Regions from separate parts of the Homo sapiens genome. Here region 1 is linked to region 2. A link is an interaction called in ENCODE POLR2A ChIA-PET data of the cell type or tissue named here. Cell type or tissue: B cell. All regions are shown on one strand. Links, peaks and the distances in the headings refer to the core of each region. The heading gives the core; the rest is flanking DNA. Region 1 holds the start of LOC105373908 (a long non-coding RNA gene). Region 2 overlaps NYAP2 (neuronal tyrosine-phosphorylated phosphoinositide-3-kinase adaptor 2).

Evidence for each region. Peaks named below come from ENCODE experiments on the same cell type or tissue, not always from the same donor. Only the 100,000 strongest peaks of a DNase experiment are listed, where the experiment ranks them.
Region 1: POLR2A ChIA-PET joins it to region 2 with 11 read pairs; 2 of 35 experiments call an interaction of 5 or more read pairs at or near these places.

Annotation. Positions count from the first base shown.
Region 1 is chr2:224,196,485-224,212,478 of GRCh38, reverse strand. It overlaps LOC105373908 (a long non-coding RNA gene), which reads right to left and starts at 9,734. Exons shown (of 4, transcript XR_923954.2): 1 at 9,656-9,734; 2 at 9,461-9,517; 3 at 9,223-9,314; 4 at 8,791-8,958. RefSeq lists an enhancer at 974-1,511. In B cell, for the core only: no CTCF peak of the experiment used is centred there; no DNase peak of the experiment used is centred there.
Region 2 is chr2:225,657,717-225,673,710 of GRCh38, reverse strand. All of the region lies in intron 7 of NYAP2 (neuronal tyrosine-phosphorylated phosphoinositide-3-kinase adaptor 2), which reads right to left. Among named protein-coding and RNA genes, the nearest start is that of NYAP2, 270 kb to the right of the region's middle. RefSeq lists a silencer at 4,959-5,008. In B cell, for the core only: CTCF peaks have their summits at 7,919 and 8,118 (motif pointing left); a DNase peak (open chromatin) is centred at 8,190.

The sequences.
Region 1 (15,994 bases), core at 8,148-10,647, 1.5 Mb after region 2:
AAATATAAGAAATATTTCTTATATTTCCATATGGATAGCTCAAAGTGTACTTTTTTTTTCTTCAGTCAGCCCAATTTTTCTGAGCTTATGTGTCTTTTAATGCACTCCTTTCTTCTTCGTCTCCTGGGTGGGAAGACATTACATTTTAACTTTTAAAAGTTAGAAGAAATACACAAAAATAGCTGTAAGAGTCCAGTGGAAAATGGAAATATAAGAAATATTAAAATCTATAATTCGCAAAGTAACCACAACTCTCATCTTTAAATGAAAGGAGGAAATTCAAAGGCCCAGTCAAAGCAAAATTTAGCAGTCTTTTGGGTAATACATTGCAGAGAGCCTGCGGAACCGAAATCAAGATGAACCTTTGAAATGCAGGAAGTCTGGTCCTATCCATTTTGCATTCTTGTCTTGGAGCAATCGACTGTAACCTTCAAAGTATAATGAATGAATTGTGTTGCATCACAGAGAGGGTGGGAGTGGAGGGAGGAGGGAAGATTTAGGGGAAATGTCAGACTTGAGTGGGAGCTAAAAGCCTGTGATTGCATTCATTTGCTTCATACAGCTGAGGACGGCAAGCAAATGGAGCTGGGATACACTGAAAGAGATGGAGAATTACATATTTTTTCTTAATTAAATGCTTCTTGTGTTTTCCTTCCTGGCCTTCAATGGTACTTATTTTTCCCTACTTGTATTAAAGCAGCGTGACATTCTCTATAGGGGGAAAATACAGAGTTTCTTTTGGTTGTATGGAAATATTTACTGGCAGCAGACAAGAATATGTTTCTCCAAAGGGAAGGCTGCATTTGTCAAAGATTTGCTTGGATTCTGCCTTCCTTGCTGGGAATAGTTATTTACTCTTAATTAGCCCTAAATACAGTTGAGTGGAGGAAGGACCTTATTTTAAATGACTGACAGTGATTAAAAGGGCAGTTGATGGGCACGAATCAGAGATCATCATCAATAATAAAATCTGATGATAGGAACAACATGTATTTTATGTTCCCATAAACATAGATTTAGTGAAAGTAAGCCCACATAATAGTACTTGTGGCAGAGGCTGAATTGCTCTGAATTTAATTTAGAACAACATAAAAGATCCAGTATCAGCTGCAGGGCACCAGGCTGGGTTTCAGCCTAGGGGAGGCATCTGTTATGAGAACTAAGGCCATTTCTGCATTTTGTCCTGCATGCTTTCCATTTAGGAAGAACCTCATGAATATCTGGGATTCTCTGAAGGTGAACTCATCTTTCCAGAGTGTCAGCACAGTCAACCTTCTCAGCTACCCCATAGCACTGTCTTGACCACCTTATCTGTCACACAGATACACACACTCACAACTTTACAGCTAATTTAATCTCTTTTTATCATTTCCTGTCTGTCAACTTAATCTGAGTGAATTATCCTGGACATTTGTTACCCTTGGGCCACCATCCACTATGAGGATCAAGAAAGGGAAAGATTTACTTCCAGTAGAGATGGGAGGGACTCATTGATGGCTCCCATCTCTCCACCCCTTCCTGACTTCCCTGGATCATGTAGCGGTAGGGTGGTGGAGGAAGACCACCTCATTGCTGCACTCACCTGGGCTTGCTTTCCACCACCTTGGGCCTGGGCCTGCATTGTAGTGTTTTACTTACATAACTTTTTGAAATCAACACACCCCCATTGTCCCCAGGGCACATCCCCAGTGCACTCAGAGGTTTCTCTGATCACACTTACCAGTCAGGACTGTTCCTACCCCGCCCATGACCTCTTGCCCTGGGATAAAGAGTGTAGGAAGTCCCTCTCCATTTCAGTTCCGAAGGGATGCCCACGTTTCCTGTCCCAGGATGAGTGACAGTTCTTTTAGTGGAAACAACCACCACCACCCCCACCCCCGCCCCCAGCTTTATTATGAATGCAAACCTTACCCTTACAGTTTCTGGCAATCTTGATCTAGAGACAGCAAATGAATCTGCTATTATATAAATCCGCCATTATTTAAATTAGATCTCTAGTCAGGAAAGCTGATCTCATCCCTCACACCCTGCCTGCCTGGAAGAAGGGAGCAGTGTCCTGCATGCTCTTCCATGCTTTGCCAGCCAGAGCTCCCCCAAAAGCAGCTTTCCTGTGATACCTCCTGGGGCACAAAGTGTCTGATCCCACCAAGGTGAGGGTTAGCATTTTGCTAAGCTGAATTTTCATACTCAGACAAGGTGGGAACGGAATGAAGCTCATTCGTTTTACTTTAGGAAGAGTTAAAAGGTAAGATTTCTTTCTCAGAGACATTTTGCAAACACTGGCAATTTCCATCGATGACTCTCAGTGGTTTCAGTGGTTGACTTACGGACCTTAGAGGAAAAACAAGGTGACCAGCTGGGTCACACAGACGTATTCAAGTTAACCAGAAGAACCCAAAACGTTACAGCTCCAATGTGAAAGTTTTTGTTACAAGAATTGTTAGAGACCTGCTCTTTGCTATTTGCCGGAATAAATCCCTACCCCCAGGCAGCATGTGTGAAGATTGAAGTCAAACCTGCCACCCAGTGCAAAAATAACCCCAGGCCACACTTCCCCAAGAAAATACAGTGATGAAAAATAAAATACAATTGCTATTTTGTAGAACAGCTTCCATAAGTCTCTCTTGGCTCTGGGGAAATGAGCGAGATGGTTCTTTGTGAAGTTCATACTGATTAGACCAAATGTAGCCAAAGGAAATCTTATGTCTCTTCCATCTTTCTACGCCCAGTCTCTGGTGGATAAGGCAGGGCTGCAAATAGCCTAAAATATACAATCACTATAATTTCAGGAAGTGAAATATCTGAAATGACCCTTTGGAGAAATTACAAATAGAAATATGTGACTTAAGTGAGAAGCCAATGCTGTGGGGGAAAGGACTGTTTGGCAGTCACTAATGGAAGAAATTTACAGCACTCACTACCTGCTCTCAGCTCACAGGGTGGTTGGCAGAGTGAGGCCCCAATGGCCCACATGAGGCTGGTGTAGAGATAGGGCTGGCTGCTTGTTCTGGTAAGTAAATTGGTCTAACTCTAGAGCTCTCCAAATTGTCAGGCTTGAAATCCAACGTGTTCAGTGCCCTAATGTTCATGATAGTGATGTAAAGGAACATTGCTCTGTATTAGGAAAATCAGAGTGCTAAATGCCTAGGCCAAGGTATGTGACTTAGGGTGTTACCCATTCTTGCTGATGGAAGAGCCCCCCTGAAATTTGTTTTTTGTTGTTGTTTATTTATTCAACAAATGAACAAATGTTACTCGTGAGCTTACTATCCTCCAGGCACTATTCTATGCATTGGAGCTACATCAATGAACTAAAGAAGAAAAGGCTCCTTTTGCCCTCATGGAGTTTATATTTTAGTTGAAAGAGACAGACAGTACTAAAGTAGATGTCTAGCAGATTTTACGTCAATCACTGTGATGGAGGACAAATAAAGCAGGACAAGGAATACAGAGTGACGGTGGCCCAGTGAACAGAGACATGAATAAAACAAGGAAAACAGCTGTGGGGAAGAGGGTCTAGAAATGCCCATAAAAATATCCACTATGTCTATAGGATATCTCTCATCTCCATGCTGTTGCAACAAAGGGAGGAGATTAGAAGCTCCCTGATGATAACAATAAGAAAGTTATTGAGCCCTGAATATGTACCAAGCACTGTGCTATGCCATGTATTTTGTCAATCAATCCATTTATTGACACCATAGTCAGAGAGGACCAGAGAAGTTAGGTGATTTGCTGGAGGTCACACAGATAAGATGTAAGTGCTGGATTTGGGACTTGAACCTAGGCTTCCCAATCAACCCCAAACTTGATAAGAAACAATAGCAGTTGTCATTTATTGCGAAACTGCTATGTCCAGGTATTGTATCTGGTGCTTTGCATATATTGAATAGATGTTGGGGTTCATAAGGGAAACCAATGTCACACATATGTCTACTACCCTGGAGGTTTGTTTGTGGCTGATAACACACCCTCTCTACCTCTGGCATGCACCAAAGGTTAGAAAACAAGAGCACCACTTCCACTAAAACACTCTCAGCCTTATTACACAGTCTGCTCAATGAACCTTCAGTGTACTCCTGCTCTACCTCTCCAGCCTCATCCTTCACCAACCTCTCCTTGCTCACACTGCTCCAGCAGCATTGGCCTCCTTGTGGTTCCTTGAATATGCCAAGCACACATCAGCTTCAGGGCCCTTGGACTTGTTATTCCCTCTGCCTGGAACACTTGTCCTGAGATACCCACATAGCTGCTCCTTTACATCATCCAGTTCTCTGCTCAAACGTCGTCTTGAAAGGATGCATTTCCTCACCAACAGATGGAAACCAGTGCATACCCTGTGCCTGTCCTGTCACTTTCCACCTCCCTTTCTCTGCTTTATTTTTCTGCACAGCTCTTATTGCCTCTTGACACGTTTCACATTTGATTTTTGTTGTCTGCCCTTTCCTTATTTGAAGCTCTGTTTTGTTTTCCCATTTCCCCAGCAACTAGAGAACAAGGCCTGGCATACAAAAGGCATTCAGTAAGCAATTTTTGATAAATTATTAAATCAAGAGAAATGTACCTAATTAACAAGATCTGTGTATCTTGAAGAATGTTGTCAGGTGAACAGAGAAAAAGATGTAATACTTTTTTACATTCACCATGCTTTTCTAGGCAAGGTGAATATTTTTTCACTAATAGTACAACATAATTCCATCGAGACAAACATAATAGGGAGCCATTTCTCTGGGCTCCTATCAACAGAGAGGCATTGCAAGGTGGAAGCCAGTGGTGTTCAGAGACAAGGAGCTTTCACTCCAACACAGTCCTGGGTGTTTTATTTAGATAATATTGAGGGAAGGCTGATCAAAGGGTATTAAAAGCTTAGATGTTCACAAACATGTTCCTGATGCTTTCTACAAGTTAGGAGGCTAACTTAGTCATCCAGGAAAAAGATATTGGTGTCTCAGAATAAGGTGATGATGAAAAAAATAAAGAGAATGTATTTGAAGTGTATTTTGTAGATAGAATCCAGGTTTACTGATGAATTGGAGGGAAGGAACAGAGGGAAATGGAAAATACAAAGACAATTCTCAGGATTTTGGCTTGATCATGATAGTTACTGAAATATATAAGACTAGAGGATGATAGGGGAAATCTAGTTACCTTTTTTAGGTTTGATAAGTTTGAAAAACCTATCAGTTGTAAGTGGAGACATCAAAGCTTAGGGTAAATCTCTGAAACTGGAATAAATTTTGGACTCATTAGGATAAATATAATATTTAAGCCCTATAAAGGCTGCAGCCCCAAGATAAAACCTTGATGTACAGCCTTCCAAAGCTAGGTTATAAAATGACTTAGCCTGAGTTGGTCTCAATCCTCTCTCTCTCTCTCTCTCTCTCTCTCTCTTTCTTTCTTTCTCAGGGCTCATGCTTGAAACCCGGTCATCACATCTTGAGGAAGCTCAGGTGTATTAGTCCGTTCTCATGCTGCTGCAAAGAACTGCCCGAGGCTGGGTGATTTATAAAGGAAAGAGGTTTAGTTGACTCACAGTTCCACATGGCTGGGGAGGCCTCATGAAACTTACCATCATGGTAATCTTCACATGGCAGCAGGAGAGAGAAGTGCCAAACAAAGGGAGAAAGCCCCTATAAAACCATCAGATCTCATGAGAACTCACTCACTATCAGGAGAACAGCAGCATGAGGGTAACCATCCCCATGATTCAATTACCTCCCATCAGTTCCCTCACACAAGTGGGGATTATGGAAACTACAATTCAAGATGACTTTTGGGTGGGGACATATGGAGAGGCTTTGTGTGGATATTCCGACTGAGGTTTTGGCTTACAGTGAGCTTCAACTACTCCAGTTCCCAGTCTTTGAATCTTCCAGAGGAGGCCCCAGACATGGCAAGGAGATGGGGCATCCCTCTTCTGTCCTGTTTGAATTCCTGACCCACAGAATTAGTTAGCATAAGAAATGGTAGTTTTACACCGCTGAATTTTAGTTTAATTTTTTACACACATAGTTACTGGCACTTCTCTTTTGGGGCATGCTCCTTCATATTCTAGAGATAACTTGGAAAAAGTCTGACTACAGTGAAGCTGCCATACTGGAGATTTCACATGGAGACCACATAGAGCCATAGAAAGATGCTGGAAGAGCCTCCGCTGTTGGAGTCTGATGTGTTTTGAGCTCCTCAGCCTCTACTGCCAGACATGGAAATGGCAGAGCCTTTAGATGATTCTTGTCTACAGCCTTAAGCCACCCAGATGGTTCTACTGAACCCTGTCCCATGAGTGGTTTGTGAGCTGTTATTGTTTTAAGCCACAAAGTTAGCGTGCTTTGATATGCAACATTAGATAATTGCAACAGTGAACTTATCAAGGAAATGTAGCAATTAGTATGAGTTGCAGTAGGGGAAAAGTGAGTGAGAGGTGGGCAGATGAAAACAATGTGTGGTCATCTCTTTCAAGAGATTGAGTTGGGAATGGAAATCAATAACTGTGGTGGCAATATGAGAAAGATGAGGACATAATTTTTTTTCTAACATGGGAGATATTGAAGCATGTTTGCAGGATATTGCAAATAATTCTGCAGAGAAGTAGATATTAATTTATAAGAGCAAAAAGAATAGATCAAATGAACAAAGTCTTCGAGAAGCTTTAAGACTTCTTGAGAAGCAGTCATGAAATTGACTTCCCCTTACACTAGGTGAGAAGGAAAGGAAGATGGGTGTGTGTGGAGGTTTGTAGATTTGTTGGTGAGAAGGTGATGGTTTCCATCTGTACTAGTCTGCTTGGGCTGCCGTAACAAAATACTATAGACTTGGTAGCTTAAATAAGAGAAATTAATTTTCTCCCAGTTGTGGAGACAGGAAGTCCAAACCAAGGTGCCAGTGGCATTGATATCTGGCGAGGGCTATCTCCTTGGGTTGCAGATGGCTGCCTTCTTGCTTTGTCCTCACATGATAGAGTGAACACTCTGGGGTCTCTTCCTCTTCTTATAAGACTACCAGCCCCATTGACTTAGGGCCCCACCCTAATGACCCCGTGTAACCTTAACTTCTTTCTAAGGGCCCCATCTCCAGCTATAGTCACCCTGGGGGTGGGGGTGAGGGTATTCAACATATCAATTTTGGAGGAACATAGTTCAGTCCAGCAGCATTCAACAGTTTCTACCTTCTTAATGAAGAATAGGGCAACATTGTTGCTGGTATTTAAGGGGGCTGGAGGGTTGATGTGAGGAGAGATGGGGGTGGTTGAAATTATTATCTTAAAATGTAGAAATGTGGCATAAATTCTGGACTATGTTGAGTGCACAGTAGAGGTTGGCCAGCTCAGCCATTCAGTTGGCAGTGTAAAAAGAAGCAAAAATTGGGCAAAATCAGGTTCAGAGTCTTCCCTGGAAGGTACATCAGAGACAGTGGCATGGAATCTAAGGGTGTTTATAAGATAGTAGTTGTGATAATGGACTGTGTAATAGACACTAAGAAAATAAGACAAAATAATAAGAAAGTTATGGGGTCCTTGGATTGGTGGTCTTGATGAGTCTCAAAATACATTGCAGTGGAAGTTCTAGAAGGTCTAGAAAAATCTGGCCTTCACAGTTTGATAAGATTTAGGCAAAATGGGTTGGAAGGGTGGAAAGTGTTAGCTGAAGAGTGCTGGATACTGTGTAAGACAGCTACTAGGGATGACAGAGTCCAGGGACTGTTGCTAGTGAAGAAAACCTAAGTACTTAGAAATCCACTCTTTGGGATCAATGACCAAAGATGACCCAAAAGTTCAGAAAGGAATAGAGACACTTCAGTCTATTTTAAGAGCAGATTGTATTACCTTAGATATAAAACTTTTCCTATAAGAAAAATGGAACTGAAAAATCCTTTGAAAAGTTCCTCCTGAGAATTTTCATTTCCAAGTACTATAAAAAATGATTGCAGTGTCTCTTACATTAAGGTTGATACTGATGTTAAATGTGAAATATATGAAAACCTGTTGGAAGTCTCTGAAACGGAACTAATACACCTGTAGCTAGCTTACATAATGAGTCTCCCTTTGTTTTGTGGTATTTGGCCTCAGATAAATTGCTGATCTTAGCCCATGCTCCGTTGCCTTCTACTTGCTGAGTCTTTGCCCATATAGCTTGATGAATCTTGTGGAGACAAACATAATGCCTGCCACTGCTGTAACTGACCTGGGGCTGGGAGTGCTAGTTTCAGCACTGAACACATTTTCTCATTTTTTCTGTGTTCTTTTTGTCTCTAGTTTTGGAGGTGTTGGAGGTTATGATTACAAACCTTGACACATTCCCTGCATTGGGAGATGAATTGAAATATGGTTGTTCTGTTGAGATACCCTCTGGAAGAACCATACACACATACCCATTTATCAGTAAATGTGACTGGTGAACTGTATGCCCTAGAATGTTTCTAGAAAAATCAGCAAAATGAGTATAACCAACACACCAGGTGGTATTTCATAAAGATTATTTATGTCTAAACCAAAGGTAAAAGGAGATTATAGAGCTCATTTTTTTCTTTTATTCCCTTTCTCCTCTCTCCATCCTATCGTCGCAGCACTCATATCATCAAACCACAAAGAATTTACTTCTCCCAGCCTTCAGAATTAATAAATTACCCAACCTCTGGAATCTAGACGTAGCCACTGTCCAACAGAACTTTGTGATGATGGAAATGGTCCACATCTGTGCTGTCTAATATGGTGGCCTCTAGCCACATGTGGCTATTGAGAACTTGAATTTTTATTTTGTTTAATTGTGAATAATTTAAATTTAAATAGCCAGAGGTGATAATGACTACCTTATTGGGCAGTGCAACTAATCAGTTCAATTTATCGAGTACCTGCCTTATGCAAAAGAATGTAAGAGAACAGGGGAAAGAGACAGCTTTTCTTCTGAAGAAACGTCCTTGGTGCTGGTCCATCAGGCAGCATTTCTAAAGCAGACAAGTTCCCTGGAACAGAACAAGAAGGATAGCTTACCCCCTAGCCATCCTAGAGGTGAAAAATCTGACTCTCATAGTTTGACGTAGAATTTAGGCAAAATGGGTGTGTAACACAACATAACTAAGCTATAGCAACTTTGCTTGATATATAGGGCACGATTATCAGAAATATCACTGAAAATGTTCCAACAACTGTCTTAATCAAGTTTTTATGGCATAAAAACACAACTCCAATATCTGCGGTTTACAATAGCATACATTTATGATTCTTACCCGCATGTCTGCAGATTAGCTGGGTAGCTCTGCTTCTGCCTACAGGTTGGGCTTAAATTGGCTGCATGTATCTGCCACCCTAGGAAGCTCTCCTGGAAGATGGTACAAGAGGGCAAGCCAAACAAAACAAGCACACTGAAAGTTCTGTTCATGGTATTTGCACTAACATTTCATTGGCCAAAGCAAGTAACATGGCCAACCTGAAAGTCAGTGAGGCGGGAAGGTTTTCCCCACCTACCTTACTAGGAGGCGTCATACAGTCACATGGCAAAGAGTACAGATGTATCATGTGTTCCTGGGAGAGAGTGAAGTGTTTGGAACAGTCATACAGTCTACACAAATACTTAGAACTCCATGGGCTTGGTTAGGGTAATATTTTCTCAGACAGCGAATTCATCCTTTTCTTCAGGATGATTCTCCCTCCTCCTCCTACCTGTTGTAACTTCCTCGGGTGGAGTCCACTATCCTTGGTAACAGCAAAAAGCAGACAGAGCACCGAAGGTATCAAGTTGGCTCAGTAACCCAAGCCAAGTCAGAAGCCACCATACCAGAAGAACACGCCTGGGGAATCCTGGGAGCTCCTTCCATGCAACAGTGTCCACCACAGAGAATAGGCGAGTCACTGTGGATTTGCCAAAACTCTCAGTCTACTGGCACTGACTATAACTGTATAAGAAGAAGACATAACAAGTTTGTAGTATACAGGATGTTTGTAAGTTTGCAGGCTCAATGTAATCTTTAAATTCCAAATCCAAGTCCAGCCCCTTGTGATCTCATTCTCTGTCAGATCCCCAACACTTCCGCAGACCATCTCCCAAGGCAGAACTAGTAGACGATACATTGCTCTTCTTCTAATGGACTGCTTTCTTCATTTGCACATGGGTTTTTAAATCATTTACCCATTCATTCACTTATCCATTCAACAAATATTGATTTGAGTATTGACTCTGCTGGGAAATGTTTTAAGCTCTATGGATACTGCTGTGAACAAAAGAGAAAGATGTGTTTTTCTGATGAGAAATGAAACTGATAGGCAATGGAAAAAATAAATACATAATACAATGTTTTAAAAAGATAAAGTGCTTGAGAATGACTGGGGTGCTGTCTATCTTACACATGGTGGTTGGAGAAGTTCACTCTGAGGATACGACCTTGGAGAAAAGACCTGAATAAGTGAGGAATGAAGAAAATGATAGCAAAGTGTTCCCGGCAAAGGGAACATTGATGACCCAGGGATATACAAGGCATGTTTAAGGAGGAGCTTGAAGAACAATGTGGCTGGAACAGAAGGAGGTGGGGAGAGAGAGAGTAGGAAGTAATTAGACCAGATAGGGATTGGGGGCTTTGCAGGCTGGGAAGTCACTGGAATATTCTGAACAGGGGAGTGACATGAATGTAACTCGAGTGAGAAGGCATGCCGTTCTGGAACACACTGGCGTGGTGTCTGCCTACTTCCATGGAAAACCCACTTCTGTTCTGTCAAGCTGTCCTCCAACTGTGTACTTGCTTCATCTTGACTCATCAGTTCTTATGATTCCAAGAACTTAAGCAGTCTGTGCTCTCCCCTTCTCCATCTCACATGTCTTCCAGGATCCCCTTTGTATTCACTGTCCCTTGTTATTTCTGTTAGCTCAACCTAATATATTTCCCACATCTGACCTATTAAGATGGAAATCTGATCAATCCATTAGGCTTATATCACTCACTGCAAACATGCTAATTGTACGCTTGCTGTGTGCGAGGTTTTGAACAAGGAAATAAGAGGGCTCAAATGTGAATTGAAATGGATCTGGCAGTTCAGGAACTTACAGTGTAATATGGGGTTTCCCAATTGTTTTAAGTATAATGACCTCCATTACCATAAAAATTCTCTATCTGCTGCCTAATAATATTATATGATCTTTAATATTCATTCATTGAAGAACTACATAATGACAAGAAATTCTTATGCATTTTTTTTTCAATGAAATGGAGTTTTGCTCTTGTCGCCAAGGCTGGAGTGCAATTGTATAATCTTGGCTCACCACAACCTCCGCCTCCCGGGTTCAAGCGATTCTCCTTCCTCAGTCTCCCAAGTAGCTGGGATTACAGGTGCCCGCCACCACACTCGGCTAATTTTTGTATTGTTAGTAGAGATGGGGTTTCACCATGTTGGCCAGGCTGGTCTCGAACTCCTGACTTCAGGTGATCCACCTGCCTCGGCCTCCCAAAGTGCTGGGATTACAGGCGTGAGCCACCATGCCTGGCCAAGTTCTGATACATTTTATAACACTCTTTATGCATTTCTTTTGTATTAACACAATGGCTCTCACATAATAGTAAACACGTTTCTGATACGTTACCAATTCAGTACAATGTGAGCTGTGAGTGTGGATTTTCCATACTTTGTGATAATTTCATCTCACATTACACCCGTGGAACTGAAAAGTACCAAACCCGGAACAGAACCCAGCTGGCCCCCAGCCCCTTTACTCTGACAAATAGGGGCAAAGCTCAATGTGCAGAAATGTTGAGCTTTGGGGATGCCCCAAAATAAATGCACATACCTCACATGAGTCAGCATGAGTGGCCTATAAGCAACTGTGCTCTTGAATCAATTCCAAAAACCAGGGGCAGGCCTGGCTACATAATTTTCAGGCCCCCAGTGCAAAATGAAAATGCTGTCCTGTTTCTTCAAATACTTATTAAGGATTTCAAGACAGTGACAATTGAACACGAAAACAAGTTAAAAGAGTCTAAGCATGGGTCCCGGGGTGACCGGTGAAACCAGCCCTGCATGGGGGCCTACTATACAGTAACACATCTGCGCACACTAAGCCAACACAAGACATTACCATTCAACAGCAGCAAATAAAATGGCGGCACCTACCACGTGCCAGGCATTTCTCTAAGTGCTTTGTGTATAATATCACATTTAACTTGTGAAATAAGTACTCTTCTTATTCTCATTTTGCAAATAAGGAAACTAAGGCACAGATAGATTTAGTAACTTGCCAAGATTATATAGCTAGTGAGACAAAGATCCAGGATTCGAACACGCAGAGTCTGGCTGCAGAATATAGACCTGTAACTCCTAATGTGATCCTGTTTCCCTAATGTTGCTTGGCTTGTTTTGAGGATTAAATGAGAAAATATTGCGAAGGTGTTTGTTAATTTCATGTTATACATATTGAGCATCTACTGTGTATCAGGCATTGTTCTGAACCTATTTTAGCTCATTTAATTTTCAAAACTGTCATATGGATATGTATAATTATTAATGTTGAGGGAACCACAGAGTAGAGAGACACTAAGTAAATTGCCCAAAGACACACAGCAAGTGAGATATTGAGCCAGGGTTTGAAATATGAAAGTAAGTAGAAAATAAGTAATAAAAAATGAGAACATTCATTGTTATTCAGTTATATGTATTATACAGTTATTATATAATCATAAGAAATGTTGTGCTTTCTTGTAGGAGGGTTCTGAAAGCATTATCTTTAAAAAATTTCTTTTAGGATGGAAAGAGAATGAAAGAGTATAGTTAGAATCAGAAGACACAATAAAAGTAGGCTCTTGCTTATGTGGTATTCACATTTTATGGAAAAACAAGGAGCCCTTACATTTTCTGGGTCTGTAACTCATGTCTTACTTTTTTTTATGACGTTGAAATTGATTCTCTAGTACAATGTAAATAAGGAGGCTTTCCTTTTTCTCAGTTTTCCTCCATTTTCTTACTAATTAAACTTGCCATAAGGGTAATGATTAATCTTTCTCAACCACCAACTACCCTGCCCCCATCTGTGTTGAGCAGAATTTCCACACTGTTTGAAATGCTCATTCTCTGGTGCTGTAAAGAAATAGCACTTGAACATAAACTTAATTTATTTAGTAAGCCATTTTTACTTCCTGCAGAAAGTGTACACTCACCAGCAGTTTTGCCACGAGAGTACAGCGAGCAAAGGAGATAGGGTCATTTATAACCTGACGGGTCTACCTTACTGCTGTGTCCGGTTTCCATTGGCTGGAACGGGACCTCACATTCTGTATTCATCCTGATTGGCTAGCAACTTAGAACTTTTTAAAAGAGGCAAAGGTAGAGGAGAACAAAGGAAGGAGGAAGTAACTTGTGGAATGCTGAGAAAGATAAAAACGCTTTTCAATAAGGAAGAGAAACAGGCTATAACCGAATGCTTGCTTGGACCAGTATAAGCACGCCAGGGCAAATATTTAGGCTAAATTGTGGGAGCTAAGGACATAAAGTACATTGATTTCTTTATTATGGCTAGCAGAGATTTAAGAATGTTAGCACAGGTCTTTGAATAAATTTTGCTTTTAAGAGAAGTTATTATTTATTCCTAATTAGATGGGGGAGGAAAGTCTTTGAAGAGGAACCTCTATTTTACATTTTACAACACTGTGCAAAGATTATCTTTCAAAGGAAAAGCCTGGACCAAAAGTGTGCGTGTACAGAGACAGCGAGTTCATGGGTAAAAAGATTGTCTCCTCGTGAAAACTTAGCGTACAAATCTTTTCTGCCTCTTGCCACAAAGTGTGCACTATTTAATTTACCAAGACATAGACCAGACATCAAACCCCCAGTGGATGTTTTCACTTTTATTGCCTATTAGTGAGCATCGGTGAGCTGTTGAACATTAGCCAACACAGATAATGAAATCACCTTTTTCTGAAAGCAGGGGTTGATCTCAAACTACTCTTTATGTTATTCCCAGCCTCCTGTGAACCCCATCACAGTGATTGTGTGTATTAAGCAGAGAGTGATTGAGAACCTGTTAATGCCTTGTGGGAGAAGCAGAGGAATCAAAGCTTCAGGTTTTTGGAAATCTGTGATTGAAAAGCGACATGTATCCTCAGACACCTGATAAACACCATGGGAAGTACAAGGACAGGGTCTAGGAGAGAAATCCCTTTCACTAGAGGTTTCAAAATGGAGAGAAGGGGCTGTGAGCTGATCCATGCAACCGCTAAGAGACCTAATGTCTTACGTGCCTTCTGCACTTTTTAAAATTTTCCCAGATCTTTCTCATCAATGTAAAGCGCATCTAAGTATTTTCATATCAGATTCCATCCATGCTCAGGAATCACTTGTAATCACGAGGTATTTTACCGAACTTTCCATGATTTAGCTTATAGGAAGAGAAGGAGAAATCAAAGATCACAGAGAGACTTATATTTTTAATTGCCAGGGCTCAGGCACTGTAGCATTTAAACGCTCCTGGTGACTATGGTAGCTTACCTCCAAGCTGGCTGCCATCAATGACTTTCTTCCTTGTGGCCCATGCAATTCTTCCATTGTGAGGTTGAGTCTATTTCTCCCCTTCCCTTGAATCTGGGCTGGTTTGACCAATGGAATGTGGCAGAAGTGGTGTTCTGGGAATTTGAAGGCTAGTTCAAAAGAAATCTTGCATCTCTTGCCTAATTCTCCTGGAACACTCTGGGAGCTCTGAGCTACCTACTGTGTAAGAACTCCAGCTACCCTGAGATTGTCATGCTGGAAAAGCCACCTCTAGATACCACAATGACCGTTCAGCTGAGCCCAGTGTCCCAGGCGTCCCAAACAAGCCTCTGAACATGGGATTTTATCTCGGTACTTCCAGACCAGCCCATCTGTCAGTTGAATATGTCACAGTGAACTTAGACACCACGTGGAATAGGCCATACACCCCTGTAAGTCTCGGCTGAATTCTCCATTGATAAAAGGTATGAGATATAATAAAATGGAGGTTGTTTTAACTCACTACGTTTTAAGGTAATTTATTACAAAACAGTAAAGACTGGATCAGTGTCCAATCAGATCTCTAAGAAAATGTTGGTTTCACTGTATGTTTATAAAACAGAACAGACTTTATGTAATGTCATGTAATGGATCCCCATATTTCACAGATAAGAAAACTGAGGTTTAAAGAGCCAAGCAGCCATCCAGGATTCCCTCTTTCTCTTTCATGACTTTTTTCTTTAATTAACCTTGGCTGCTCTTAGAATAAATTAGAAAATTTATTAATGTTATCCTTGAATCCATCAATAATGTAAACAAATCTGAAATGGCTGGGAAGAGCAAATATGAAGAAATGGAAACGGTCTACCTAATTTGTCTTGTAGCCCCAGCATAGGGTTCAACACAATTTTAGGTACTCAATGAATTATCATTGAATAAACAAACAAAACAGTGAATGAATAAGTGAAAGGTCTTCTCTAAGTAAACTGAGAGTTTTGCAACTCAGTAGTTCTGTGTGTGATTCACTTTATCTACTCTATTTTTCACAATTAATTCATCTGACGCTTTTGATGATTCATCTGGCCTTTTGACAGATGACCCCTGGGGTGGCAACTAGTAAACATGTATTTGTCTCAGAATCCATGACTCTGTGGCATGGCTTTATGAAGATCAGAATGCCTGTCTCTGCCAGAACTCCATCTCTTACAAAGAAAATGGCTCTTCCTGGAAGCCGCCCTTCTCCATATCATGTACCATATTTCCTTTTCGGTGCTGCCTCTTCTCTGGAGGTCCTGCTGGCCACATGATAATTCAGACAAGAAATGGCTCACTTTTTTTCCTGTGAGTAAATTCACTTTTCATGATTGTTTTGTACCACTTTGGAGTCCAGTTATTTGGATGGAAGAGCTGAAAGTGACCCAACGAGGGAAGTATATGGTATTTGTTCGTGTCATATTTATGTGTATTCAACACAGAGGGCTGGAAATGACAAGAGTCCTGCTTATGGGGAACTTACGTTCCCAGTAAAAGAACAAACTACTTTTGGATTCTGTTTCT
Region 2 (15,994 bases), core at 6,996-9,495:
GCCAGAATCCTAACCCCAAAAGGGTTATATGACTGCAGCATAAGACATTAATTTGATTCACAGTGGTCAAGGTAAGAACCATATCACCCATCACTGCCTAAAGAAAAATTTAAAAAGTGTAGTTTGTAATGAATGCACAGCAATAATCCAAAGATTGTGTGTATTTTTCTAAAGAAATTGTTACATAAGCTTACCTCGTTTTATTGTGCTTTGCTTTATTGTGCTTCATAGACATTGCATTTTTTTTTAAATAAATTGAAGATTTGAGGCAACCCTCTGTCAAGCAAGTCTGTTGTCACCGTTTTTCCAACACTATGTGATCACTTATTGTCTCTGTATCACATTTTCATAATTCTCACAGTATTTCAAACTTCTTCAGTATTATTATATGATATGGTTTGGCTCAAACCAGATCTCCAAACCAAATCTCATCTTGAATTTCCATGTGTTGTGGGAGGGACCTGGTGGGAGGTAATTGAAGCATGGGGGCAGGTCTTTCCCGTGCTGTTCTCATGATAGTAAGTAAGCCTCACCAGGTCCGATGGTTCCATAAGGGGGAGTTTCTCCACAAGAACTCTCTCTTTGCCTGCCACCATCCATATAAGACATAACTTGTTCCTCCTTGCCTTCCACCATGATTGTGAGGCCTCCTCAGCCATGCGGAACTGTAAGTCCATTAAACCTCTTTTTTTTTTTTCCCCAGTCTCAGGTATGTTTTTATTAACAGTGTGAGAACAGACTAAAACATTATATCTGTTTATGGTGATCTGTGATTGCCTTTGATGTCACTATTGTAATTGCTTGGGGGCACCACGAACCATGCCCATATAAGATGGCAAACTTAATCAATTAGTGCTTTACGTGTTCTCACTGCTCCACCAACCAAATATCCCCCATCTCTTCCTCTCCTCAGGCCTCCCTCTTCCCTGAGACATGACAATGTTGAAATTAGGCCAATTAATAACCCTACAGTGGCCTCTAAGTGCTCAAGTGAAAGGAAAAGCTGCACATTACTCGCTTTGAATCAAAAGGTAGATATGATTAAGCTTAGTGAAGAAGGCAAGTCAAAAGTCAATATAGGCCAAATGCCACGTTTCTTGTTGCCAATAGTTACCCAAGTTGTGAATGCAAAGGAAAAGTTCTTAAAGGAAATTACAAGTGTTACTGCACTTAATATTTGAATGATTAAAAAGTGAAACAGCCTTCTTGCTGATATGGAGAAAGTTTTAGTGGTGTGGGTAGAAGATTAAACCAGCCACACATTCTCTTAAGCCAAAAATTAATTCAGAGCAATGCTTTAGCTCTTCAGTTATACGAAGGCTGAAGTAGGTGACTGACCTATGGAAGAAAAGTTTGCAGCCAGCAGAAATTGGTTGATTAGGTTTAAAGAAAGTAGCCATTTTCATAACATAAAAGTGTAAGGTGAAGCAGTAAGTTATCCAGAACATCTAGCTAAAATAACTGATGAAGGTGGCTATACTAAAAAGACTTTTGATGTAGAAGAAACAGCCTTCTGTTGGAAGAAGATGCCATCTAGAGCTTTCCTAGCTAGAGAGAAGTCAATACCTGGTTTCAAAGGACACGTTGACTCTCTTGTTAGGAGTTAATGCAGCCAGTGACTTTAAGTTGAAGCCAATGCTCATTTACTATTTCAAAATATTAAGGCCCTCAAGAATTATGCTAAACCTACTCTGCCTGTGCTCTAGAAATGAAAAAAAAAAGTGTGGATGCCAGTACATCTGTTTACAGCATTATTTATTAAATATTTAAAGCCCATGTTGAGACCTACTGCACAGAAAAAAAAAGAATTCCTTTCAAAATATTACTGTTCATTGACAATGCACCTGGTCACTCAATAGCTCTCATGGAGATGTACAAGGAGATTAATGTTTTTATGCCTGCTAAGATAACATTCATTCTAAATCCATGAATCAAGGAGTAATTTTGACTTTGAAATCTTATTATTTAAGAAATCTATTTCATAAGGCTATAGCTGCCACAGATAGTGATTCATTTGATAAATTTGGTAAAAAAAAGTAACTTAAAAACTTCTGGAAAGGATTCACCACTCTAGATATCATTAAGAACACTTGTCATTCATGGGAAGAGTTTGAAATATCAACATGAACAGGAATTTGGAAGAAGTTGATCTCAACCTTTTGGATGACTTTGAGGCACTGAAGGCCTCAGTGGACTGCAGATGTGGTAAAGTGGAAATTATAACAAGAAAACTAGAATTAGAAAGGGAGCTTGAAGAAGTAACTGAATTGCAGCAATCTCATGATAAAACTTGAACACATGATGAGTTGCTCTTTAGGGATGAACAAAGAAAGTGGTTTCTTGAGATGAAATGCACCCCTGGTAAAGGTGCTATGAACATTGTGGAAATGACAAGAAAGGATTTAGAATATCACATAAGCTTAGTTGATAAAGCAGTGTCAGGGTTTGAGAGAAATGACTTTAATTCTACTGTGGGGAAAATGTTCTCAAACAGCATCATATGGTTTGGCATAGGTAAAGGAGGGAAAAAGAAAAAAAAACAGCATTGCATTCTACAGAGGAATCTTTTGTAAAAGGAAGAGTTAAATTGATGTGGCAAACTTTGCTGTTGTCCTATTTTAAGAAATTGCCACAGCCACCCCAACCTTCAGCAACCACTACCCTGATCAGTCAGCAGCCATCAACACTGAGGAAAGACCTTCTACTGGCAAAAACATAGGACTTGATGCAGGCTCAGATGATCGTTAGCATTTTTAGCAATGAAGTATTTTTTTAATTAAGGTATGTACATTGTTTAGACACAATGTTTACACTTAATAGACTGGATTATAATGTAAAAATAATTTTTCTATGTACTGGAAAACCAAAAAATTATTGAGACTTGCTTTATTGCAATATTCACTATATTGCCATGGTCTGGAATTGAACCCATGATACCTCCAAGGTATGCCTGTAAACAATCCAAAGAAATCTTAGCAATATTGATTTTAATACAGATCCCTGTCATTCCAAAACACATGATAAACAATGAATTACTGCTTGATGCTGCCAAAATGATTGCTGAAAGCCTATGTAGGAATTTTTTTTTTTTTTTTTTTTTTTTTTGGAAAATACTGAAGACGTTTTCCCAGGAAGGACATAAACTAATGCAATAGCACCCCTTTGTGGTGACATAAGGCTATAAAAATCATAACCAAGACCATTAATTTGTAAGGGTCTTTTTTAGAATTTCCTGCAGAATTACATTGAAATGGCCTAAAGACTCATTTAGTAATCCTTTCCTTTCTCTTAGGCAGAACCACACTACTATCATCTCACCAATATGGAAATTTACTGTGGTTTTAAAGGTCTCCAAAGGAAAGATTGCATGACCTCTCCCCGTACAACATTCCAGGGTTCTGCTTTCAGGTCTAATAAAAATAACTTGACACACGAGCATGCACCCATTTCCTCTAGTTAAACCTGCCTCTTTGGTTGAGATGAGAACCAGATGGCTGTTATCCTTTTTATTCCTTGGCATCTATGTACACCAACTGTGAAGGCCAAGGATACAGAACCATAGCAAGATTGTACAAAATGGATTTGGTCAGAGGAAGTAATCATGACCTATCTATAAAACCTTCCAAAGTAGGGCCTGCAAATACCACTTCTGTTTGGAGCAGAAAGTGTTTTAGTGGGCCAGAATGTGCAAAGCACATTTCTTCATTTGAAGAGCTCTTCATCTTCCCCTCATGTAAGGTGAATCGCTGCAACCTGGGTGTACTTCATAACAACCCGACTCTCCTTGGAGGAGGTGTGCTCACACTGCTTTCAAACAACTTGAGTCTTTGGAATGATCGTATCTATTTATTTAACCTTCTTGCCCTTTGCACATCATCTGACTGCTGGACAGAACGGAAATAAAAATTGTTATTTTTCTCTTTTTAAAGTCTAACACAATTACACATTTTCTACTACTGAACTGAATGCTACTTTGAATTTTCTCCATTTCAGCATTTTAAATATTAATAAAATTTTGATTTTTTTGTTATTCACTTTAGCAGTTCCCAGTGGTTTTCAAATTATAGAACAAACTGAGCTCTTCCCAGAACATTCTGGATATTTGTTTTCATAGGGTTGACATTACAATACTGTGTTTCTTTCTTCCTTTTTTTTCTCACTAAATGATTTTTTAAATTGTAATCAAGAAAAATAAGTTGTTGAAAATGTAAGCTGCCAGTTTTATCTCTAGTTAGGGTTTATTTTTGTAACACATAATCAGTTGAAATATATAGAGATTAGCTTTGCCCATTTTTGTCCATACGAATGAGCTTTTAAGGGATGAATTAAACAATGGTGTCTTATTTGTAGTAGGTAGAGACGTGATGTGCAGAAACCTACGTTAAGGCCTTTCATTTTAAAACAATACAGGGTAATAAAAGCCAAATTCACGTGCCATAATGACTTTTGATCTCTTTTGTAAAAAGAAAGAGATAGAGTCATGAAAAATAGTAATAATTAACATCTGCTCTGTATGTTCATGTACCACATGCTTTATGCCTCAGGTAGATAACATACATTGTAAAAGAACAGCCAACTTCATGTTCCTGCCTGAAACCTCACTGTAAATAAAATATGAGTCAGACATTCATTATGTAGTTTTTGGTATTCATACTTGTCCTTAATCATCCTCTATTACGTCTGTAGTTAATGCATATGCAATCAATTTTAAGCCATTAGCAGCAAAAAAAAAAAAAAAAAAAAAAAAAAAAAAAGCAGGGGACACCAATTAGGACACAATTTTTTTCTTTATTTATTCCTGTGTATGTAATTACCTTACATTAATAGTTTGACTTGTCAAGTAATTTCTAGCCCAAATGAATGGAGACATGTTAACTTTGGAGATCCTCTCCCTCCCTCTAGTGGTGATGAACTGCACAGGAAATCTTCAGTATGTGTTTGCTCTATAATACCCAGGAGAGTGCAGCTGACACACACACAGGAAAGGACAGTGCATTGAGAGTAAGAAGAGAGGGGTTCAAGGCCGAGATCTGCCATTACTCTGTGAACTTGAGATTTCACTTGGCCTTTTGTTTCTCAGTTTTCTCATCAGAGATGGGATAATGATTATGATTTGCAGGACTGTTGTGATGGTCACATGAGAAAACATTAGGTCAAATATATTTAGACATCGATAAAACATAATTAGATTTCTTCTTTTTCTAAGAGAAAATACAAGAAACATAATATACTCAATCCACTGATCTGATCCTCTAATGGAAAATCTGAGGCAGCCCCCATGGCCTCAGTCTCCTGGTACGCAGAGTATATAGAGTAGACAAATCTAGAGAGAGTCTTATTGATGTTGTGTTCAAACATCAGTCCCAGTGATGAAACCAACTGATGTCATCTGCTGTGTGACTCTTGGAGAAGGTCATCACATGTAGTTTTCTTGCTAAGCATGGTGAACTCAAATCTAATCACAAGAGAACAATCAGACAAAGGGACATTCTGGAAAAAAAGCAAAATCGTTCTGGACTCTGAAAATGTCACTTATCTTGAAAGACTAATGAGGTTGGGAAGTATTTGTGATTCAGGAGATTTGGAGAAACAAAGAAAGAAACTGAAAACTATATGTAATGTCGTATCCTTGATTGGATCCCAGACTGGGGAGGGGTATAATATTGGGGCCCTTGTAGAGATTTGAGGATTCCCTTTATATTAGATGATAGTAGGTAGTAGTGAATTATTATAAATTACCTGACTGCTTTTTTGAGTTTGATTGTTTAGAAGAATACACTCGGTCTTAGGATAGTCATGTTCAAATATTCAGAAATGAAGTGACATTATTTTAAAAAACTGTATGTGTTTAAAAGCACACACATTATACTAGTCTTCCAACCGTGCATCTGTAAAGCATCTCTATTAAGGTATCTCTATTAAGTAGTTTCAAAAGGAAAATATGAAACAAATGATTGCTCTTAGGTATTCTATCCATTGAAGATTCATTTGGGTTAAGAATGCCCTCTTTTGTAATGCTAATTGTTCAGGGAAGGGCTCTCTTCTACAATCCCCCTGTCATCTGAGGCTTAAGTGAGATGATCTCAGGGAATCAGAATTTAAATTAAAAGGAGACAGCTCCTTAGCAAATTTCTGTTGACTTGACTTTCTACGTGAATCAGCTTCCTCAAAATGGGAGTAATAATGATCATGCTTATGGTTCCTAATTCTCCCAGAGCATTACCACATGCTCTTCATCCCCTAATCATTTTTCTACAATTTTTCCCACCTCAACATTTGTTAATCCTATAATGCTAAACTGCTTGCATTTCTCTGACAAATTGTATGACTTCAGACTTCTCACTCCTTTGTAAACTGTCTTATGTCTGACTGTAAAGGCCTCCCACCCACTCTTATTAAATATATATGATATTTATATTTATATATTCACACACACGTATTTGGCTTCTTTATCAGGCTGAAATTTCTTTGAACACAGGAGTTTGTCATATCAACCATCTTCAAACTCAAGCATCTAGCAGAATATCTGGTGTTTAGCAGTACACAACAAGAATTTGTTGGCTGAATACAGGAAGGCAACTTATAAATTCTGAAGTCTGAGGACTAAGCTCTGATTTTTTTAGCTTGCACAAATTCCTATCTAACGGGTCTGGAGAGTCATGCCCTACAAACCATAAATTCTCATCAGAATGGTTTTATTTAACCCTATATACCGTGACTTACTTTCCAATCTGACCCTGGCATAACATTACATGACAAAGAAGAAAGTCAAAATATTTTACCCCAAAACATGTTTCTTTGCTGTATTTTGAAATGGTCCTGCAAAGCTGTCCTCTGTGTGTGTGTTGGGGGGGTGGGGGGGCATGGAGGGGGGGGAATATGTATCTGTAAAGAATCTCTATTAAGGTAGCTAGATCTTTTTCTTTCAGGCCCTCCCAATCCTGAAAAGATTAAGAATCTAGTACTTTTTAAAGGTCCAAATAAGAAACATTTGTCATCTATTGTCTCTAAGGGCAGCCACTTTAAGACTTCAAAAGAACCTTGGTCTCCACAATCTTTTATCTTAACCTGAATATTTCCTTTCTATTGATCTCAAGTGTTTAAACAAACTCAACCAATTATCAATCAAAAAATGTTGAAATTTACCTGTAGCCTGGAACCATCCCCCCAACCCCGCCCAAGCTTTGAGTTGTCTCGCGTTTCTGAACCAAACCAATATATTGTTTCAATGTATTTCATTGATGTCTCATGCCTCCCTAAAATGTATAAAAGCAAGCTTCACCCTGACCACGCTGGGGAAATATTCTCAGGACCCCTGAGGGCTGTGTCACAGGTCATGGTCACTCATATTTGGCTCAGAATAAATCTCTTCAAATATTTTACAGAGTTTGACTCTTTTTGTCAACAAGTACTAATGTTGATGACTGCAAAATGTCAATGACAGTGATATATGTCAGTTATTGGTGTTTGCTTGGTGGTGCAAGAGAAGGTAGGCTACATAGGTGACATGGGACATATGGGGTGAACAATTTGGCATTAAAGTAGGTGACTTTAGCGCATGGAGACTTTGGAGAGAGAAGAAAAAGGTAAATTGGCCGAAAGTTAATTTTACACACACCACCCTTTTGCCAAGACCCCAGATGATGGTCTTCAGAGCTGTGGCATCTAAGGTTGCCAGAGCAGCATTAGAAAGTGTGCACCTAACAGCATCCTCCAGGGTATCCTTTTTCCCCAGGTCTAGCCACTCCACCCAAAGCCCCTGGGAATAGCTGAGAGGGAGGGAGTGGGATAAGAAGGAAAGAAGGTCGTGATGTGCTCTACTCTAGGCCACCTCGTTTGCCTCACTTACCTCCTGTCTATCTGGGTGGTGGGCTTTTTTTTTTTTTTTTTTTTTTTTTTTTTTAGACGGAGGCTTGCTCTGTTGCCCAGGCTGGAGTGCAATGGCACAATCTCAGCTCACTGCAACCTCTGCCTCCCAGGTTCAAGCAATTCTCCTACCTCAGCCTCCTGAGTAGCTGTGATTACAGGCACGCACCACCACACCCGGCTAATTTTTGTATTTTTAGTAGAGACGGGGTTTCACCATGTTGGTCAGGCTGGTCTCCAACTCTTTTTTTTTTTGGTCTCAAAAAAAAAAGGAGCTAGGGAAAGGTGGTGTGCTGCCCTCTCCTGGCAGATTTAGCAAATCTTCACGCAGCTCATGAGACTGTTCACCAGTTGTGTTAAAACGCTCCATTTTTGTGACTCCTATTGAGAAGACCAGCAGGACAGGAAGGGGAGAGACCTTCTTTCGGTTCAATAAACTGTAGTAGTGAACAGCTGTTTGTCACTGGGGGTGTTCACACTTAAAAACATTTTTTTTTCTTTTGCCTTTGTATTTGAATTTAGCTGCAAGAGTATTTTTAAAGATTCTATGGGCATGTAACAAGTGCTAAATCACCCAAGGAGGAGGTCTCCATGTGTTTAGGGAACCTGCTCAGCAAAGCCAGGGCAGAACTATAGAAAAAAAAAGAGCAAAGTTCAGCTTCAATAAACTTATGCAAAATTTTGTAAAGAGAAAATCTAAATAAAGTTAAGTAAAATGTATGGAGAAATTATGTAAGGTTTGTGCTATTTGCAAAGGTAAAATTCTATATTATTTGTGGAGAGAAGGCTTCATAATCCCTTCTGTTCTCAGAGACTATAAATGTCTTAATTTACTCCAATCATAGTTCATGTTCTGCCTTAAATATATACTTGTATCACTCGAGTATGGAATGTCTTTCTAGAATTGTTTCCATGATAGTTTCTCCTAATATTCATAAACCTTTGGGGGTTTTTGTTTGTTTGTTTGTTTTTGAGATGGACTCTCGCTCTGTCGCCCAGGCTGGAGTGCAGTGCCGTGATAGCTCACTGCAAGCTCTGCCTCCCAGGTTCACGCCATTCTCCTGCCTCAGCCTCCCAAGTAGCTGGAACTACAGGCGCCCGCCACCACGCCCGGCTAATTTTTTTTGTATTTTTAGTAGAGACGGGGTTTCACCATGTTCGCCAGGATGATCCTGGTCTCGATCTCCTGACCTCGTGATCCAACCACCTCTGCCTCCCAAAGTGCTGGGATTACAGGCATAAGCCACCGTGCCCGGCCGCATTTCAGTTCTATTCTCTAATTTTTCTCTCTCATCCTCAGTAAGTAGGTAAAACTTGTAAGTAACTAGCTGAGGTGGGCCTATGTGATGACTGTGTGCAGAGCCACAGTCAACAGTCCCAATGTGTCTGCAAGTTATTATAACAGTGATACAATGACATACTAATCCGTTTCCACTGTTAGCAATTATTTATTCATTCAATATGTATTGAGACAGCAAGAGATTTCCAGGATAAAAATAGACATTCCCAGCCCTCAAGAAGCCTCCATTCTAATGCAAACAATTATAAGCTGAATTTTTGGAATCCATACATGCTCCTTGGAAAAATGCAAAAAGCATTCCATGGTTGGATATATTTGAGAAACATAAGCAATATTATATCCCTCGCTTTGCAATTTCCGGTGCACATCAGCAAATTTGAAACTCAGATAGTAGCAAAATTTACTTAACTTGACTTTCCCCACACTGCTTTACTGTGTAATAGAGTTCCTCTCTGATGCAAAAATAAGGCCTTTCATGGTTATGACAGTAAGTACAGGGAAGAGACAGAGAAGGGAGAGCTGCTTGGGAAAGATAAAAAAGCCTTGTGGATGGGAGAGCACACTTGATCCCAGACTTGACAAATAAGCAATAGTTTGCCAGGAGTCAAGGACTAGGGAGGGTGTTCCAAGAAGAAGGAAGAGTCAGGCAACTCTTGGAGGCATGCCAGGAATATTTAAAAGTGATACAGGGCCGGGCGCAGTGGTTCACATCTGTAATCCCAGCACTTTGGGAGGCTGAGGCAGGCAGATCACAAGGTCAAGAGATCAAGACCATCCTGGCCAACATGGTGAAACCCCGTCTCTACTAAAAATACAAAAATTAGCCAGGCGTGGTGGTGTGCACCTGTAATCCCAGCTACTTGGGAGGCTAAGGCAGGAGAATCGCTTGAACCTGGGAGGCGGAGGTTGCAGTGAGCTGAGATCATGACATTGCACTCCAGCCTGGGTGACACAGTGAGACTCTGTCTCAGAAAAAAGAAAAAAAAAGTGAGAAAGAACTGTGGTGGGTGTGTGGATGAACCTGAGGTGTAGCAGGTGAATGGAGGCAGGTAATGGATAAGGAAGCTGAACAGGAAAACCAGGGCCAGGTCACACAGGGCCTTGAAATCCAAGCAAAGTTGTTTGTGATTCATGCTGTGGGCAGTGGGCACCTTTAAGTATTTTGCATGGAGGAACTCAACTACAATCACTCTTTTGCTGCTGTGAAGAATGGATCTGGGAACAGAGGGTGAGTTTAGAGGCTGGAGCTGGGAAAATGGGTGAGAGATGCTAAACCTGTGATCAAACTGCAGAGTCATCTTGCGAGACTTGTTTGGATTCAAGAGAAAAAAAGCACAAATCATAAAGATGCTGGAGTGGCCCCAGTCCCCTTCTGTACTGGTTTCCTGGGCCCATCTTGCTTCTCCCTAGTGCTCCATGCATGCTTACAGTAAAAACAGTGCTTTGTACTTTTTTGCTCAAAGAAAATGTTAAAAATAGCCCATGTTTTAAATAAACGAATGACTGAAAATGAACACATTTAACACTTCTGGTCTAAAGTGTGCTTTTGTATTCATTATTTATTTTATATGGAGGTAGAAATCAAAATACTTGGAAATTCCGCGAGGCCTGGAGACTGCGATCGTCGGATATGAGTGTTTGCTTTCTCCAAGGGTAGGTCCCTTGTTTCATTATTTAGGTTTATATCAGACAAGTGACAGTACAGATTGTGTTCCTTCCTAGATCGTTCCTTGAATGATAAGCAACTTCAGCTCTATTGGTTTCTCCCGAAAAACCTCTACCCCTTTCATATGCAAAGTTGATTGGGTTGGGTAGGATTACTCCTGACACCTTTTGGTCCTTCAAATAACTTTCTCATTTTCTGGGAAAGAAGTCATTAAATGCAGCATTCCAAATGCCATCCCTGTCAAAATAGCTGACAACTAGGGATTATTAACTAGCTCTAATGCAGCATTTACTTTAGAAAACAAATGCTTTGACATGACAGTACAGTTGGGGTTCCCCCCTCCCACTTTAAAGTGTCTGTTCGTAGGATTCTGTGGAAGTCCAGAAGCCAGATACATTTTGGTGAATACGTCTTGGTCTTTTGTGTTGTTGGTTAAATCTACAACAGTACTCTGGAAGCTGATATCTATGTGTGCATGTGTGGGCGAGGATATGTTTTCTTTTCAGAATGTGGAAAGGGTTCGATGTGCTCAAGTGTTAATATCCACAGACACTTGTGCACATGCACAGCTGCAGGGCTGATGTCCCATGGCACTAGTCCATGGTCCACAAAAATGTAATAACCGATGAATGGAACTTAGCTTTCTTCCAGAAGTTACTTTCCCAACCTCATGTCAACTTTGGAGATTTTGCTCTTGGTTGGCACTCTGCTTATTTGAAGTCCTAGTTGAATTTGTCCTCTGCTATGACATTTTAGTCTCAAAAAGTCAAAAGGCAAGACCTGGGAAATTGAAGAGTGATTAAATAAATGGATGAAAGTGAAGGAAAATAAGTTTTAGAATGGGAGCAAATTCAGGGGCAGGTGCAGTGGCTCACGCCTGTAATTCCAGCACTTTGGGAGGCCGAGGTGGGCAGATCACTTGAGGTCAGGAGTTCGAGACCAGCCTGGCCAACATGGTGAAACCCTGTGTGTATTAAAAATACAAAAATTAGCCAGGTGTGGTGGTGCATGTCTGTAATCCCAACTACTTGGGAGGCTGAGGCAGGAGAATCACGTGAACCCAAAAGGTGGAAGTTGCAGTGAGCAGAGATCATGCCACTGCACTCCGGCCTGGGTGACAGAGCTAGACTCCGCCTCAGAAAAAAAAAAAAAGAGAGAGCAAATTCAAAAAGGAAGTTATATATGAGGCAACTATGCATAAAGCAGGGGTTTGATAGATAGAACTACCTGGTTTTATATCTTACATCCATAAAGCCACTCACTGGTTATAAGACCTTCAATAGGTAACAGAAACTGTTTAGCCAAAAATTTTATCATCAGTGAAACGGGTATAATATTACCTACTTCAAAAGTGTGCTGTAAGAACAACATTAGATAATACAGCATTCTGAGCACTCTGGCAAACACATAAGAAGCTCTCAACAAAAGCTATTTTAGGAATCCAATTTATCTGGAGAAGTGTTTTCAACCTGAAGGATAATGTTCATTTGCAGCACAGAATGAAGAATGAAGATTTGTCCAGCAGGTGAGCTGGGTGCTAGTGCTAAAGATCTCTAGTGTTTCTTGAGTAAAAAACTCATGGCAAAGACATATTTATTATTCTGAATGAAGGGTACTGCCACTCTGAGCCAGTACTAACAGCATGTAAACATTTATTCCTAATGCACATGCAATTTAAGTTGGAGGTAAATTTACCCACAAGTTAGCAAGAATACTATTTTCCGGAAAGACTCTCAAGCTATCTGTTTCAAACATGTTAATGGAAAACAAAAGAAATCAAGAAGGAATTTTTCCATTTAACCAGTCATGCTTTTTTCTGTTCTTTTCCTTTTCAGTTGGCAAAAGAGGGATAATGATCTCCTTTCCTGGAAACTCAGGTTGAATTAAGGGATTTACAATGCACAGAAGATGTCATAAATCCTAATGAAAACAGCTGCACATATTCATAAATAATGCATAGCACTCTGAGATCAGTAGCTGTGATTCATTTTTCCCCTAAGTATTATTTTTAAAGGCATACTATTTAAAAGTTAGAGAACCTAAAATTGCAAGATTAAAGTAACGAAAAAAATTCAAAACAAAAATCATCAGCAGATTTTGTCATAGATTTCTACAGGCGTTTTGCTTATTATCCCAAACAACGCATACATCTTCTGTGTCATAAAACAGTTTTGTTTGATTCAATTTTTGAAAGCCAAGTATAGATTCCAAAGTGCGCTACAGACGCTAGGTGGCGCCATGTATCCACCTAGTGTTATGCTGTGTTTCCACAGGCTGAGTTGGCCCGCCCCATCTGAAGCCAGACATTCGTTTTAATAGTTAAATCGATACATTTTATAATGTGAATGGTTGCAGGCATTAAAAAAAATAGGCATTTAAAACTGGTATGTGGAATCTTTAAGTAAATGCTGAGGTTGGCAAAAAAAAAAAAAAAAAATGTATCCTGTGTCTCTAATACCTGCTGTCCCGACCCTAGCAGATAATAGCTTCCTATATAGACTTAATGTTTTCATTGTATTTTCTCCTACCTTAATTCAAAGAGGTGAGTAAGTAGTATTGGGGGCAGGAGAGCTGACAGTTCTGAAATGCTACCTGTAGCCAATTTCTACGTACTTTGCCTCCAACCCACATATGAGACCTACAAGGTAAGAAGAAATGCCAGACCTAAACTCCCTATTACATGGTAAATAACTTAGTAACTAATTTTGTAATTGTGAAAGAAGGAGTAATGAATATAATGGGCTCTAGGGGGGTACCAAGGACAAGGTGGGGGAAATCAATTTGCCCCAGGTGCAGGCAATAAGGAGATGCACTGTCTACAGAGAACTTAAAACCAGTGATAGAACCAACTAGAAATCTGTCTGCTTTTTCTTATCACCATGCACTAGCAGTTGTATACCAGCTTGGGGATAGTGGGGTGGACCAATCATTCCTTCAGTGACTACTGCCTTTGGAATAACACTGACTGAACTACTTTTCTCTTTAGAATTTTCCAGCAAGCAGAAAAATTGAATTTTTTGGAAAGAGGAAAAACTGTTAGGAAAAGGAGAAAGAATTAATATTTTTTTCCCACAAGTAATGTCTGTCCAGGACTTTACACACCTATGTTATCTCATTAATCCTCAACAACAACCCCAGACTCAGAAAGGTTCAGCAACATATTCCAGGTCTTACAGCCACTAACCAGTAGAGCCAGGATTCTAATAAATCTTTACTTCCTGTAAGTCTCATATCTATCTCAGGTTTTTGTCTATCTCAGGTTTTTGACTGGTTAATATCAGGTTCTGAGTGGTAAATCTCAGGTTTTTGAGTGGTTAATGTCATAGCCTTTGACATTTAATAAATACAAAACTTTGGATAAGCTATGTAACCTTACTCACTTTGGTATCCTTGGTTGTGATGTGGGATAATAATAGTACCCATCAGTGAGGACTGTAGGGAACACACCTACAATGATGCAGGCATGCTCCGAGCCCAGTCCTGGCACATGGTAAGCACATGAGAGGTGACAAAAATGGCACATCATGTTCATTATGCAAACTTCACCTAAGAACCCTGAATAACTTTTTGTCCCTTCCAGATGGTAAAGAAAGCTGGAGTACGTACTTCTGCTACTTCACACCTGTAGCTCTGGTGGTGAAGTTGATAACTCTGACCTCGGATGCTGAAGAGAGGGACACACACAGGTACCAGCGACAGCAGAGTTAGATAACAGGCATCCTCAGAGTCCACTGGGCCCAATCCCCACCCTTATTTGTCAATTGGTTCAAGACTTCTTTGAGAACATCTTCTTGCTTATTATACCCTCCTTGCTCTGACAGAATAAATGACAAGGTTGTTGGCGGCAGGCATGAGCTTGTTTTGTTTTATTCCACTCTATAATGGAGTTACTGAGAGACTGATCATGGAACTTCTGGACTTGAAAAAGTGACCCACAAATATTCTGCTGCCTAAAGTATGTAAAAGTTAATAAGCACGCAATGGCTAAATAATATGTAAATTACTTAGCCCATACTTCAGCTAAGTTGTAAAGAGTTATGACCCTCTGAATTCTTTGTATTAAAGTAGAAAGGAAATAATTCCAACATTTCATTTTACATATTCCTTGATTCAGCTACTATTTAAAAGTAATAATAAATTTTATTTTCCACCTTAGATATGACATTAATTAAAGCTCATAGAGAGTGCCATAAAGAACTAAAGCCTAACATTTTTATAAAACAATTTGACAGGACCATATAAAGCACACATAAGATAATGCTTTTTATATATTTTTTGCACTTGCATTGTTTTAATGCAACTAGGCTATAGTACTTGGTAATAGATCCACTTAGCCACTGACATTCTTATTTGTAACATGAATTTATTCCACATTTCACAGGGCTAGATCCAAATTCTTTGGTAAATATCATTTTTATAACAAATAAGCATAATTTCTTTGTAGCATAATTTCTTTTTAACATAATCTTTGTTAACATAGCACTTTATTTTACAATTTGAAGTTAGTACAGAGAAACACTTCTCAAACATAATGCTGATGTTGTACTGTGAACTTAGGGGGGTGTTCCAAGACCTCCTCTTAGGGTTTTTCATGTTTGGAAATATATGTAAGGTTGACATGTATGCAGAAGGAAGTAAATAATAAGAGCCAATTTTAATATGTGTTGCACAGCCTGAAAGAAGCTGTGTGGTGGTGAGAAGCTGTGTGTTAATGAGTTCAGATTTTGTTGGTTCTGTTCTGTGTGTTGTTTCTGCTTTTCTTCCATTTCCATCATGTGGTGTAATCATGAGCATACAATAAAATCAGCTGTGTAAAGGTACAAATGGCATGGAAAACATGTTCTCAGTTCAGGTCTGATAGGAGAATCTGGAATATCACAGAATCTCAAAAAAGAAAAAAAGAAAACACTTTTGTTCAACACTTGAGCAGCACATTATAGAGAAGGGGCCGTTGGTCACACAGAGTGAGGGTGGCACATGCTCTCCAACTACATATTCTGTGGCTATCTCATTCCCAGCACTGCTTTCTCCTGTGGACTGTAAAACCTTAGTCTCAAAGTAGGAAACACTTGACAATGTATCCAACTGATCAGGTAAAATGTCCCTGGTCTATAGGACAAGGGGCTAAACTAAAGTGTGCATGACTTTGGCAAAACAAGTCA